Regions from separate parts of the Homo sapiens genome. Here regions 2 and 3 are each linked to region 1. The links are chromatin contacts, found by Hi-C or POLR2A ChIA-PET in ENCODE. All regions are on one chromosome and are shown on one strand. The core of a region is the stretch at or near the end of the contact, and the rest is flanking DNA. Distances in the headings are between cores, read along the strand shown.

Evidence for each region. A loop is a pair of places that touch in the nucleus more often than their neighbours do. ChIA-PET counts read pairs that join two places held with the same protein, here RNA polymerase II (POLR2A). Pooled maps may share reads with other maps.
Region 2: a loop to region 1 is called in a pooled map, with 2.5 times the contacts of the local background. The contact joins two enhancer-like sites. A Hi-C loop is called at or near these places in 1 of 168 maps with a recorded cell type or tissue (natural killer cell) and 5 of 50 pooled maps. POLR2A ChIA-PET finds 5 or more read pairs at or near these places in 3 of 52 experiments (CD4-positive, alpha-beta T cell, CD4-positive, alpha-beta memory T cell and activated CD4-positive, alpha-beta T cell).
Region 3: a map of naive thymus-derived CD4-positive, alpha-beta T cell shows a loop between it and region 1 (2.5-fold over the local background). The contact joins the promoter of RORA-AS1 here to the enhancer-like site in region 1. A Hi-C loop is called at or near these places in 2 of 168 maps with a recorded cell type or tissue (naive thymus-derived CD4-positive, alpha-beta T cell and natural killer cell) and 5 of 50 pooled maps. POLR2A ChIA-PET finds 5 or more read pairs at or near these places in 1 of 52 experiments (activated T-cell).

Annotation. Positions count from the first base shown.
Region 1 is chr15:60,842,212-60,846,988 of GRCh38, forward strand. The region is part of intron 1 of RORA (RAR related orphan receptor A); the gene reads right to left. Among named protein-coding and RNA genes, the nearest start is that of RORA-AS4, 81 kb to the left of the region's middle. Within about 2 kb of position 2,425, at least 3 of the 41 ENCODE cell types and tissues checked have a DNase peak (open chromatin) inside an H3K27ac peak, as active enhancers do; they include CD4-positive, alpha-beta T cell and natural killer cell, where a contact is called at or near this core.
Region 2 is chr15:60,549,159-60,554,117 of GRCh38, forward strand. The region is part of intron 2 of RORA (RAR related orphan receptor A); the gene reads right to left. The region is part of intron 3 of RORA-AS1 (RORA antisense RNA 1); the gene reads left to right. Among named protein-coding and RNA genes, the nearest start is that of RORA-AS1, 72 kb to the left of the region's middle. Within about 2 kb of position 2,182, at least 4 of the 41 ENCODE cell types and tissues checked have a DNase peak (open chromatin) inside an H3K27ac peak, as active enhancers do; they include CD4-positive, alpha-beta T cell and natural killer cell, where a contact is called at or near this core.
Region 3 is chr15:60,477,794-60,482,268 of GRCh38, forward strand. RORA-AS1 (RORA antisense RNA 1) reads left to right here and starts at 1,385. Exons shown (of 6, transcript NR_120342.1): 1 at 1,385-1,605. ICE2 (interactor of little elongation complex ELL subunit 2) reads right to left here and starts at 1,349. Exons shown (of 16, transcript NM_024611.6): 1 at 1,210-1,349; 2 at 144-276. The coding sequence starts at 184. RefSeq lists enhancers at 181-300, 623-1,150.

The DNA of each region.
Region 1 (4,777 bases), core at 1,175-3,674:
CATTCCTCCTTTCTCCCCAAACTGATGACAGGTGAAGATTTCCCCAAACAGCAATTTATTTAATATCATCCCTGCAGGAATATCTTCCTTGGCTGCCCATGGGCTGCAGGATAAAGTCCAAATACCTAGTCTCAGCAAACAGAAACTTCTACATCTTGACCCTAACTTACTGTTCAAAGCATTAATCATAATAGATATTTTCAAAGCTACCATTTATGATTTATGGGCCACTTAGTACACATCAGATACAGCGTTAAGCATTGCTTCCTGAGTTAGTTCTCACAAGAGTCCTACATGAAGTTTCATTACTTGCACTTTCCATTTTCAGGCCTGTAGAGATGAAGCAGCTTCAGAAGGCTGACAGTGGGTCAGTGGTCAGTGGTGAGCATTGGACTGCAGATCTTATGATGTCAAAACCCATGCTCTTGACCCCTTCACTGCCCCTTCTACCTGAACGGATGCCCTGTGCTGCTGTCACACCCCTCCCCCGACCCTCCACACAGGTCCTGGGCTGTCATGGTCACCCCCTCCCAAACCCAAACTGGTGCCTGGGGCAGAGGAGCTCTAAGAAGTCCTCAATCCATATGAGCTGAAAGTTCTCAGCCTTCAAAGTAGAAGATCGGGTGGATAAAGAAGACACGCAGCCCAGGAAGCTTCAAGTAGATGGGCAGTGAGTGCCAGCCCGCCACATCTGCTGAGTGAGAGTGGGTGGTGGAAGAGCTGGGGCTGGCTGTATTCATTTGAAACGTGGGCTCTTTCTCTGCATCCTGCAGCAGCCTCTTTCTCTGTCCACCCTTCTCGTTCACCCACCACACCCCTCGTGAAACTCCATTCCTAAGGTAATTCTCCAAATGTCCAAACCCAAGATCTACTCAGCCAAGAAGCTGGGTTCTGCCGCTCTCCCTCCCCCTGCTGTTCTGCTGCAAGGAAATGGAAGAAGGAACAACCTCGCTGGGCCACTTGGTGATTTGTTTTTTCCTTGCTCAAAGCACAAACATGCACAAATCTCAGAGTCCCCATGTTAAGCAGAGACGCTCCCTGGTCAGTCTCCTGCACTCTAACTTCCTAAAAATTAAAGAGTCAAGGCAGAATCAGACACGGTAGAAGGGAGAAAAGGCCTCTTAGTAGCCATAAAGTCCAGGTACCTCATTTTACAGGTGAGGACATCGGAGCCTGGAGAGAAATAACTTGTCCAAGGTCATTCAGTATCAGAGTGGTAGAGCCCACACAGTTCCCAAGGCCTTTTCTCCCAGGCGGAGAGCTCTTTCCCTCTCCCTGTGATGTGGCTGCTGCAGCCACACAAACCAACTGTTCTTGTTACACGTGTCATGGTCAAATGTCCACTAGCTGCCCAAGGGCAAGATGAGTTACAAGAGCAATTCTTCCCATGACTTTACAGTTGTCAGGAGGGGTCAAGGACGCTTTCAAGATTCACACTCTGACCGTGGCAAGCCAGGTTCTCGGAGGGTTAAATGACTGATGAAAAGAAAGCCAAAGGCTGAGTCAGAACCAGGGACAGAACGGCTGGCACAGCCCTGTCTTGCTGGGGAAGGCAAAGTTCTCCATTTTGGCAAGGTCCGTGAATGTCTCTTTTTGCTTTTCCTGGGTCTCTGGTGCACTTGTTGGATTGAATCTTAAAGCATACCCTGAATGCTAAACATCTCAGGATAATGCACTAAGTCCTTCCTCAGCTGGGCTGGCCCATCTTTCTACAGCCTCACCCTAATATACCTACTCTGCTCAGGGCACAGGAAACATAGCCCACACTTTCACATCTTCATTTACTTTTTTTTTGGTTATTCTCTCCACCAGGAATATCTTCCCCTCTTTAACTGGCAAACCTGCACTTGACTTTGAGGATGGAGTTTAAATGCCTGCTCCTTTTCATAGCCTCCTCTGGCTCTTCTCTCCTAGTCCCCTCACTTGTCTTCCCAGAGAACTCTGTTCCTGGCACCTCTCTGCCCTTCCTGAGTTGAATTCTAGCTATTTGTTAACATGTTTTCTCCTATGGCTGTCCTGAGGCTCTCTCAAGGACAGTGACTCAGTCATATTCATCTTTGTACCCTGGGTTGTCAGCTCAGTTACTGGGACACAGAGGGAACAAAAGAATTACTACTTTAAACTACACAGAAATGCATCTACTTAAGGAAAACTTTGCTCCAAGTTCCCAAATGGAAAAGCCAATGAAGGAGTTGTTGTTGTTGTTGTTGTCGTTTGCCCCTAAGAGTATAGCAAAGGCCCCCAACCAGCCAGTTTTCATTCTGAATGGTAAAGTGTCATTTTACAAGCTGCTGCCACGAGCAAGCCTCCACGCATGTCGAATGCACACTTGTATGCATGCACACACACATAGGAGCTAGAAGGAGCTGGTTGCTCTATGGCAAGAAGCAGCAAAGAAGATAAGATCACCATACTGCAAAGGAAGGTAAGCCACGTGATGATGTGGGTAACCCCAGGCACAGATGATACCCTCAGCGAGGCCCAGCTTAAATCTAACCACATCAACTTTTCATGAAACAGACATGAAAAAGTAAGACTAAGACAATTACAAAAAAGGTGGTTTAATGCCTTCTTGCCTCGATGGTATCAAAGCTATTGGCTCCAGGGCTACACTTGGGGAAACAATTCTTTGAGATAAGGAGATGAACTATCTGCTCAAAAGAATGTGCAGGAAGCCAAGGTAACTGGGCAACACATAATGAAACGGTTTGTGGCCAATGAGCCGTCTAAACAAAAATATCCCTGGTAGGCATCAGTTGTATAAGTGAAGGAAACCAAACCCACCCTTGTTTCAAAGTGAAGACTTTGTGGGTGCCAGTGTGTGAGTGTGTGTGTGTGTGTCCTCACTAAATATTATAGTTAAAGTGAAATTCACAAGTCCTCCAGCTGTGGCTGACACTGGTATAAAATGAAAAGGTTGAGAAGGTGAGACTAGTTGTCATACAGCAACCTTGAAGTGCCTTTCCGGGTGGCACTGCCTGCTATGTGAAGGCTCATTTGCTGAATGACCATCACTACGTCAACACAAATTGAGATCTCAGCATTGATTTATCGGTGTGTGTCCCAGAAAGACACACTGCATTTCAGCATCACGGTATTCTGATGTAGTTAGGTTCTGAATTCTCTGAGCCACAGACGATGGTATGTTTCTCCTCTCTGAAGCTCTGCTAATGCCTCGTCCCTATTTCCCTGAAATATGGTTTCCCCCATCAGTTTTCAACCTTTTCGTTTCCCCAGGCAATCTTTTGATGATTCTTTAAGGTCCCCAGATCCACAGAATGTGACAGCTGGGATGAGCTTCCGGGGGTGCCGATTGGAAGCTTTACAGGCTCTAAAACTTGCTACTGAATCTCAGCTCTGGCATTAGTCGGTGTTCTTTGATTTCAGGTAAGTCACACAACCTAAATCTCAGCTTTCTCATTTATAAATTGGGACTAACAGAACCCATCTTCTAGTTGAGTTTGCTTTAGAAATATATGAGTTAATTCGCATTAAAGTACTTAGCACAATTATACACCTCAGTATGTGAAGCCATTTTTTTGTTTGCTTGTTTGAGATGGAGTCTTGCTCTGTCGCCCAGGCTGCAGTGCAGTGGTGCGATCTCCGCTCACTGCAACCTCCGCCTCCCGGGTTCACACCATTCTCCTACCTCAGCTTCCCGAGTAGCAGGGACTACAGGTGCCTGCCACCACACCCGGCTAATTTTTGTATTTTTAGTAGAGACGGGGTTTCACCTTGTTAGCCAGGATGGTCTCAATCTCCTGACCTCGTGATCCGCTCCCCTCGGGCTCCCAAAGTGCTGGGATTACAGGCGTGAGCCACCGCGCCCAGCTGTGAAGCTATTTTTATTACCACCACCAGCATGATCCCTTCAGACCCTCTTAATCTTGAGGTCCAGAGAGATAAAGTAACTTGTCCTAGGGAAATGAATCTTGGTTGAGACAATAACTATTGTCTCTGCTATACAATGATTAAACCAAAGATAGCAGCAATCGTAAGTGGCTGTCAGGGCTCAGGTCTACTCGCTTCCAGGTCAGAACCACATTGGTGCCCGTACTGTGATTTATCATTGCATACTTATTTTTTTCAGAGTGTAGCACTTGATAGGTACTGTATAAATATTTATTAATCAGCTGATTGCAAAGATCACTGCTGATTTTCAAAGCAACAGGTTTCTCTATCGTAACTGCTTCTCCTCCACACTATCACGTCCTTATAATTTCAGAACACCCATCTAGGAAGGACTCATACTAATGTGTTATCAGAGGGAAACATTCCACCCCTTTTTGGAATGCAGATATAGATTGCTCCAGATTTCAGGAACACTAATTAGAGCCACTGGTAATTTGACTGAAGCGCTAAAGCACCAAAGCACTCACAGAAGGCACCTTTGTACTCACACATTAGAGCTTTTGTCACTACATATCAAAAATGGTCAAGCTGCCTTTTGATGGTACCCGCAGGCTGGATGACAGGGTCAAGATGCCAGCCCACCAAATCCATCATCGGAAAGAAACTCGGGGCCAGCCCATCTCCTAAAAGCTGAGTATGTTGCACAGATTGCTGGTTCTAAATAGGATATTCTAATAAACATTGCTATTGTTTTTATTGTCTTGTGCAGTATCGAATATGCTTCTCACATACTAGACTTTATGCAAAACCACCATGACCTAAATGTTTAATTCAGATCTTTATTTTCTGTTTCATAACCCCTTTTAATATCACTGTAAAAATCTAAATGGATATACATGATGCTCTTTTGGTACCAAGCTTTTTG
Region 2 (4,959 bases), core at 932-3,431, 290 kb before region 1:
AAGGAATTAAGCATGTTGTGTTGGATGGAGTTAATGATATAACGTTAAAAAATAACCCCACAGTTTCCATCTACTCTCTTGCTCTCTGCAATCAAGCTGGGCATGAGAGAAGAAAATAAAGTGATTTTCTTAGGTAGCGAGCAAGTGTTGGAAAGTGGCATTTACTATATCACCAGGGCATATTTGTTGTTGTTATTTTTCCTCCCCCATTCATTGCCCATGAATTAATTTAAGAAACAAGGCATCACGGAATAGGCTAAATATAAAAGAGTATTTGCTATGTTTTTTAGTGTCAAACACTATAAGACCAAGGTACTAAACTTTGAATGAGAAAATATTCTGCAGTTTCTCAGGATCTCACATGTTTGTCATACTTCTTACAGTGGTAGTATACTATTTTTAATATCACTTTTATATTGCCGTGATTTTTAAACACCAAGGTAAATTCTCACAGAAAGATTGCCTGGGGATAGGTATGTGTGTGTGGGAGGGAGGATCTGGTGATACTCATATGGTAATCTTTTTATTTCATCCATTTTCTCTGCTTTCAAATTATAAATTCAAACTATAACGTCACTCTCCACCCCCTCCCATCTCCTTCCCAATCAACAAAACAAACAATAAAATTCATATTTTACTATGTGTATTGTGAAACAGCCTACAATAGGACACCAGTGCTTTTTAAAGTCCTACTTTTTATAAAGGGTCTGATTTTCTTCTGGCCATCAACTGAATTGTAAGGACAACATAGCTCATTTTATGAAACGAAAGTGATATTAAAAAACTAAGTGGCTGAAGATGTAATTGTCTATATGTGAGCTGCTTCCGACCTTGAAAAAAGTGTAGAAGAGGGGCCGGGCGCGGTGGCTCACGCCTGTAATCCCAGCACTTTGAAAGACCGTGGTAGGTGGATCATGAGGTCAGGAGTTCAAGACCAGCCTGGCCAAGATGGTGAAATCCCATCTCTACTAAAAATACAAAAATTAGCCAGGTGTGATGGCACACGCCTATAATCCCAGCTACTCGGGAGGCTGAGGCAGAGAATTTCTTGAACCTGGGGGATGGAGGTTGCAGTGAACCAAGATCGTGCCATTGCACTCCAGCCTGGGCAGCAGAGTGAGACTCCGTCTCAAAAACAAACAAACAAACAAACAAAAAACCAAGAGGCACATTTAAGACTTGAAATTTAGATGGAAATTTTAAAGTTTTAAGTTGTTCATATTCTACCCCAAACACATTCATCTCAAAAAATAATATTTAAAGCCATAGAATTTATAATTTATGCGTCAATAGTTTCTCCTTTAAGTGGTCACCAAAAAGATATCAAACTTTTTTTGCTATAAGAGCATATTTAAAAAATATCAATGAAAGTGTTACCAGTTTTCAATCCTCCTCACTTGGACATTAAAGGGATTAAAGTTATTGTCAGCACACACATGGATCAGCTTTCAATGGAAAAAAATTAATGTTTTTTGATGTTGTTTCTTTTCCTTAAGGCTTAAGGACACTAGGAGAAAGACATAAATAGAAGTATATATTATCATCTAGATGGTGACTCTCCAAGGGGATGATGAGGGAAAAGAAGTAATGCTACCCTAATTCTGAAATAATAAAAGCTCAAGCAATGAATGGCTGAATTCACACCTCAAAATTTCATGGAAGACAGGCATACAAAGATAAGCTTTCAAAATTGAATGAACTCATTACCACAATTAAAGAAAACAAAAAGAAACATTTTGCATAACTGCTGGTTTTGCTGCTCCTTCTGCTAATTTAGTTTGTCTGGAAGAGCCACTGTGTGGACCACCCATGCTTCAATGCACTTAACCAATACCTTTAGAAGAAAACAGGATAGCTACAAAGTCATAAAAAGTGGTATCTTTTTATGTTTCAGATTTCCATAAGGCGATTTCACAGTATTGCAGAGTGAAATCAATTAAGAAATAACTATAGCTATATAGGGAATATGCAACACATTAATATATTTATGGAGACTATATCTAGGCACATTTATTTTCAGCATTTGAAAATTACTGGTGAGAGTGAGTAACGTCCCTTCCCTGTTGTTTTGATAATCTCATGTCTTTTAAGCAAAAGGAAATGTATACTGCAAAATAGCTTTACCACTCTGACCTCAATATGGAGTAAAATGACAGATAACAAGCAGAAGCCGGTCAGTTTCACAAGTAAGTGATTCTGATGCTTTGGCTCATCCTGGTCCCTGCTCGGTTCCCACATCCTCATCTGGCTGACTTAGTTAAAACCTGCCATTTCTAAAGTTTAAGAAATTAAACATAGTTTGGGAGTACAAAGAGCCATCTTTGCTCTGATCTCATTAACAACCTCATAAGAGTTCATTTCCCTCACTAACTGTCCTCAGGAATGAAAGTTAAAAGACCTTGAATAATTTTTCCTACCGCCCCACAATGATACTGTACTACTGTCCTCTTTCCTGGTCTGAAACTCCTCTGGAAAGAGATGCACAGCCTCTAGTAAATCATAGTTTTTGTTTTGTTTAGTGTACTCTAAAGAGCTACATGGAACCTTTTAAATCATTCAATGCCAGGTCCATAAAGACCTCTGTGATTAACAAATCAAACCCCTTTCTTTTCAGTCAAGGCACCTGAGACTGAGAGGTAAAGTGACTGTCCTAAGGTTACCAAGCTTGGGCAAGACCAAGGTGATACTGCCACCATCTGTTCATTCTCCTGCCACCTTTTCAACTGGGGTTTATCCCAACCTCCTCATTTCACAGAGAAAAACAGAACCAGTGTGAACAGAAACAATTCACTTGGGAAGAGTGAGCCGAGGCTCTTTTATCAGTGTAGGTGGTTGAACTTCGGTAGCCACAGGGGACCTGACTTTGAGGACACAAAACACAGGATCCTTCGTGGTTCACAGTGGTGGTGTTAGGGAGAGGCAGTGAGCCTTGCATCATAGGTAGAACACGATGCAGCTGCAGGTGCAGAGAGTTATCAGGGAGAGAAGGGCCCAGAAGACTGGGAAAATGATAGTGGTGTCAAACAGGAAAATTACACTGAAATTACACCATGTCTTTTTACATTTTCCTCAGTCTCCGTCTGAGCCACAAGTGCACTGCAGTCATTTCAGAGATACAGAAGCTTATCTTGCTTTTTGAAAAGTTTTTCTTAATATTTGTCCTAGGGTCCACAGGAAATGAAAAACCCAAGGCATCCCTCGCCCTCTCCCCGCAAGTCACCTGCTATGAATACCTGCATTCATTCTACAAAGCCTTTATCAGTCCCTGGAATGCCACGTATTTATTAGCTGTCTCCACACATTAAGAATAAGATGTATAGAGCAGGAACCTGTCATTCTTCTCCATCCTGTCTTCCCAGTGCCTGCCTCAGTGCCTGACACATAGCAGGTGCTCCAAAGGAATAAATAAATTAGGAAATCCTACCACCTGCTTCTAGCATGTAATATCTACTACCCTGGAGTGGAATGAAAGGGTTATTAAAATACCCAATGACAGCCTCAGGTCTTTCCTTCTAGTGTGGAAACTACAGCAAGAACCAACACAAATTAAAGTGTCTAAAAAAATCAATTGGGGCAGGCATCTTCTTCTGAACTACATTTACTAGAGCCTGCCACCCACAGATGTCAAAGGAATTCACAGGATTAAAAGAAAAGGCTGGAGGTGAGAAAGTTAATAACTACTCTTGTGACATCTAGGGCTGGGCTACAAGTGGTCAGCACATGGACCTCTCCATATATGTTGTCAGATGTCAAGGAGTGGCTTTACAGATAGACAGCCTTGGACCCCAATGCTAAATCTTCCACTTATTAGCACTGTGATCATGGGCAAGTTATTTAACCTCTCCAAACCTCTATTTCCTAATCTCTACCACAGAGATAACAGTACCTACTTCACAGGGCTGTTATGAGGCTCAAATGCAAGAATATATGTAAGCAACTAGCTCAATGCCTGGCATACAATTGTAACTGCTATTACTATTGTTATATGAGCTATTGATATTTTTATCTGATCCCAGATAATACTCAATAATCAAAGTTAATCTCCATCTGCTTTTCTGAACCAGGAATTACTGCTTTATCCTGGGATTACTATAAGGTCAAGATGGCAAGTGAGTTTCAGCTCATATTCCGAGTCACATGGATTTCAAGTGAATGCTTGGGGGCTGGTTGAGATGCACTGTGCTGTGATTGATTGTGACATGTGCCAAGGGTGTGGAGCCAGGCTTGTTGGTTGGTTCTAATATTAGAATTGGTAAGCCTCTTGTAGTAGTATCACAGAGACTAACAGCTATTTTAATATTATATAATAAAGCATAGAGAAATCAAAAGAATGGGCTAAGAGTCAGATGGTCTAAGTTCTAATTTTAGCTCTGCAACTAACTGGTGAGAAGATCAGAATATGCCACCCCAAATTATGACACTTTGGCATGAAGATTATTTTGAGCTGAAAGCAACTGAGAAACAGCAGAAAAAGCTCTCTACCCTACCCCTATCTGCCTATAGGCAGGGCATACATTTCCCCTTGTAAAGGTGCCCTCTGCCCCAACCCCATACCAGGAAGAGGAGACAACCCTTATCACTACAGATGGGCACTGACTTAAATCTGCTAAAACAAACCTTATTGAAGTAACCCTTGTCTTCCATTAGTTCCCACATATATTTACCTTCCCACAATATATGGCCCCTAGAAGCCTCAAACCATTTTCCTTTATCTTGTCACTTCTCCATAAGTTTATTGCCCTTTGTTAAAATGGTATATAAGCCTCCAGATCTGATGACCTTCTTGGGGGTATTCACTTAATTTCTGTGAGGCCCCCTCACATACATATAAAATAATCCTTTTTCTCCCGTTAACCTGTCTTTTGTAAGTTTATTTTGTGGGGCCCCAGACACTGAATATAAGCGGGTAGAGGAAGAAGTTGGGTTTTTTCCTCTCTAACACTGAGTAAGTGATTTTAA
Region 3 (4,475 bases), core at 135-2,634, 370 kb before region 1:
TGAGGATAGGGTAAATTCTGAGACCCTAAACTTGTATTTTCTGTTTCCTCCAAATCTCTCTATGCCAGAAATCTATTTTCTTATGTCAACCATCAGCCCCACTACACTCCTCTTCAGTGGATTACAAAGTGGCTACAACTCACCAATTCAGTCCTGGTTCACTTATGACCATCTTGGAGCTCATCTTCCTAGATTTCTGCTTCACTCTAGCTCACAGTTCACAGCTGCCTGGCTGCGAAGGCTCCAAGAGGCAGGATCCCTCCAGAACTTACTCAGCTGAGTAAAAACAAAAGGCCAAGATCAAAAGCAAGTGATTGGCTAGGCCAGGTGCTATTAGGTGAGGAAGAATCTCTCCCTAAACATCTACCCTCAACAGACTGTGGCACCTAAAACAGAATACAGCAGACCCAAGGTTCTTTGTAGCAGAGCAGCAATGACGATACAGGACGAGCCCTTTTCCATTTAATCTACGCCGGGAGTGTTACTCTCAGGACACTCACTATGGAAATAAGAGCTGAAACAGAACGGTGTTCTCATTGCTTACATACTAGGCCACTTGATGGCATGGAACGGGAAGTCAACTCAGTTTTCCATTCCCTTACTGCCAAAATAAATCTTTTGTTTTCCCGACCATGCTTTGTTATGGGGCAGATTCTGGCAGGCACTTTATGACAAAAGCTACCTCGATATCAGGAATCTTAGGCCTTTCACAAAGAACCTCACATTTGAGAAGACTTGAGGTCAACTTAAGTGACATTTCACAAGATCACTTACAGACATCATCAGGACTACAAATCAGGCTTGATCTCTCATGTTCAGTACTTCTCCTGTGACCCCAGGCAGACTGATAAAGTGACCTGCGAGAACCTAATCAAATTTAGGAGTCGGTCTCTCGACACCGAACGGGCCCGACCGGCTCCCACTTAATCTACCTCTCACACTTCGACCCAGTGTGGAGCTGGGGGGGAATAGTCGAGGAAGGCAAAAGAAACGGCTGAGGGAAAGGGGACGCAAAGAGAGGGGAAACAAGGTTCCAGAAAAGCAGGTAAAAGGGCAAGCAAAGCAGGGGTAGGAGCCGCGCAGAGCCAGGAGCAAAGGGTCCTGGCCCGGCCGCCATGTTCCCTCCTCCCGCCCCTGCATGAGCACGCCCGCTGGCCCGGCAGCGCCCTCCCGTCCGCGTCTGGGCTGCAACACAGCCTTTCCGCCCACCTCATGGTCCGCGGCGGCTCTTGCCCAGGCCGCAGCCACACACCACACACGCTCCACCCCACTCCTCACATTGTCGCGCGCGCCCAAAAAAGACCATATTTAAAGGATGTGGCCGCGCCGACTCGGCCCTGCGTGATGACGTCTCAGCGACATAGTGGGCGGGGCCTTGCGTCTTGACGGCTGCTCCCCTCCTTTCCTCCCGCCACAAGCGCTCGCTGTGGTTCTGGCAGCGAAGTGCGAGACTGGGCTCGCCAGGCGGAAGTGGTTGGAGACTGCGTGTTTTCCTAGAAAGTCCTCGACCTTCGTCGGGGAGAGGAGGGGAGTGATAAATTGGAAGGCGGACAAGCGACAAGTGCGGTACTGGAAAGACCCAAACATACTTGGTTGTGACCTCAGGCAAGTTTCCTGACTTCCGTAACCCAAACTCCTCATATGTAAAATGGAGATGAAATTGTTACTGCTGCATCATACGGTTTTTTGGAAAGGATTAAATGAAACAAAGGAAGAAGCTGTGCTCTGCACAGTACCTGGCACATAGTAGGGCCTCATTAAGTGCTCCTTCACCTCCGCTCCACTCCCCATCCAGTTTTAGCTGTGAGTTCAAACACTAGTTTTGTTCTCATCCATTACGGAAAGATTTATTGACCGTAAACAGAGTACTTTGTGCTTGGTGCTGGGTACACATGGACTAAGACTGAATACTGATTTTTCCAGTGCTTTGGATCTCTGGCAATCTAAGACATTTACATTAAATACAATAGAAAGTAATAAACTACATAAGAAAGGTGTATAGATTGAGGTTAGAGGGAGAGGAATAGCTAGTGTGAGGGACAAAACGCAGTTTTGAATAGTATTGAGTACTTACATGTCAGTTGCTGCACTGAGCACCTGCCGTGTGAGCTCATTTGAAGAATGTGGGTATGTGGAATGAAGAGAAAGGGCGTTCTAGACAGACCAGCACAAGTGTCAAAAGACAAAAATTTGACACATCTAAAGATCTCAGTTGGCCTTATTGCGATTCTGGAATCAGGCAACACTTCATTCCATAAAATGGAATGAGTGTCCCAATGAGTGGAACAGAGGAGGTTGGCATTACGGACAGAAAAAAGGTCTGTAGAAAGTAGAAACAAAGAACAAAAAGCAGATTGATCATTTCAAAGTTACTTTCCTGGTAAGGTGGAGACAGACAGTACAATAGAAAGATAACTGATTGGTTAACATCAGGTTACTTCAAGTTACTCTTTGCTGTAGGGACTAAAACAGAGGAAATTCATTATCTTGCTGATTGAAAATTGAAACTGGCCTGTTACCTCTGTCTCCTGATTTCTTGGAGGGCCACATAACTCAGTTTCGGTGTGGTGAGCCTGAGTGATACCATTTTTATTTTAGTCTGGTCTCTTGGGGTCTAGTGCAGAAGTTCTAAACAATGGCCTCCTATAATTTTTTTTAATACAAGGAACTGCATAAACTTATTGCATAAACAGAATCTAGTGTGTGCTATTAGGGAAGCATGTTCTACATTTTATTTTAAGACAGAGTCTCCCAGACTGGAGTGCAGTGGTGTGATCTCAGCTCACTGCAACTTCTGCCACCTGGGTTCAAGCGATTCTCCTGCGTCAGTCTCCCTAGTAGCTGGGACTACAAGTGCATGCCACCACACTTGGCTAATTTTTGTATTTTTTTTTTAGTAGAGATGGGGTTTGCCAGGGTGATCTTTAACTCTTGACCTCAAGTGATCTGCCCACCTTGGCCTCCCTAAGTGCTGGGATTACAGGTGTGAGCCACTACCCCTGGCTGACATTTTAGACTGATTTAGAATATTGTTAGAAATTATGTTAATGTAAAAAATATGCTACAGGAAACCATAGGTAGTTTATTTTGCCTGGAATGCAAGGTCTCTGAAGAGTAGTAGAGGAAAAGGGGTTGGAAAAACTGGTTGAAGCTAGAACACGTAAGATTTTATAAGCCAGACTAAGGAAGTTTGACTTTATTGCATAAGAAATAAAATGCTAGGAAACAAACAAACAAAAAAGCTTACATAATGACACAATCAGAACTGGCTGGCTGTGCTTCAGGAAAGTTCACCTGGCAACCTACGGAATTCATTGAAGGGAGGAGGCCAGTTAGGAGACAGTGTTTGTGAATGCTTAAAAAAATCAACCACTACAATGCCTGGCACTGTGCAGATAGCATTTCTTTTTTTCTTTTTCTTTTTTCTTTTCTTTTCTTTTTTTTTTTTTTTTTGAGATGGAGTCTCCCTCTGTCGCCCAGGCTGGAGTATAGTGGGGCGATCTTGGCTCACTGCAACCTCTGCCTCTCGGGTTCAAGCGATTCTCCTGCCTCAGCCTCCTGAGTAGCTGGGATAACAGGTGCATACCACCACGCCCGGCTAATTTTTGTATTTTTAGTAGAGACAGGGTTTCACCATGTTGGTTAGGCTGGTCTTGAACTCCTGATCTCGTGATCCGCCCACCTCGGCCTCCCAAAATGCTGGGATTACAGGCGTGAGCCACCATGCCTGGCTGCAGATAGTATTTCTTATTAGGTAAGTGATGTGGATGGCTTGTGTAGGACAAAGGCAGCGTAAAAGTTCATGTGTTGGGTACTGTCTCACAAAGCATGCAGTCAGGAAGAGTTGGGGACACCTGACCTGGCCTGAAGGAACTGCTCTAATTGTTTAAGAGCTCATGCTGCTGGGAGGTACCTGCCCATGGTAGTGTGATATGGTAGCATTACCATACAGCTCTGTGTTGAGATTTCAGATCATCACCAAACAGTATGCTCTGAACTGGTATATCTGAGTTTCAATGGTTGCAAGATAGCACACAGAATCAGAATTTTTAGAATCAGAACACGATTTGGAGATTATCTAGTCCAACCCTCTTGTTTTCCTTACAAGGAAATGGGCTCGTTTCAAGATTGTCAAGTGACTTTTCCAACATCACATGATCAATGATAAAACTGATACTAAAACTCAGGTCTCATAATTCTTGCCAACGTGTGCATTGTGCATCTTCCCAAAATTCATATCTTATATGAATATGTAATTCATATGTCATATTATAGGAGCCTAATGGCCTCCTATAATTTTTGTTTACTACAAGGAATCCTAATGGTATTTGGAGGTGGTATCTTTAGGAGGTAAGTAGGTTTAGATTAAGACACAAGGGTGCAGCCCCAATGATGGAGTTCATGCCCTTGTCAGAAGAAGAGAAACCACAGCTCATTCTCTCCCCCAAGTGAAGACACAGCAAAAAGGTAGCCAT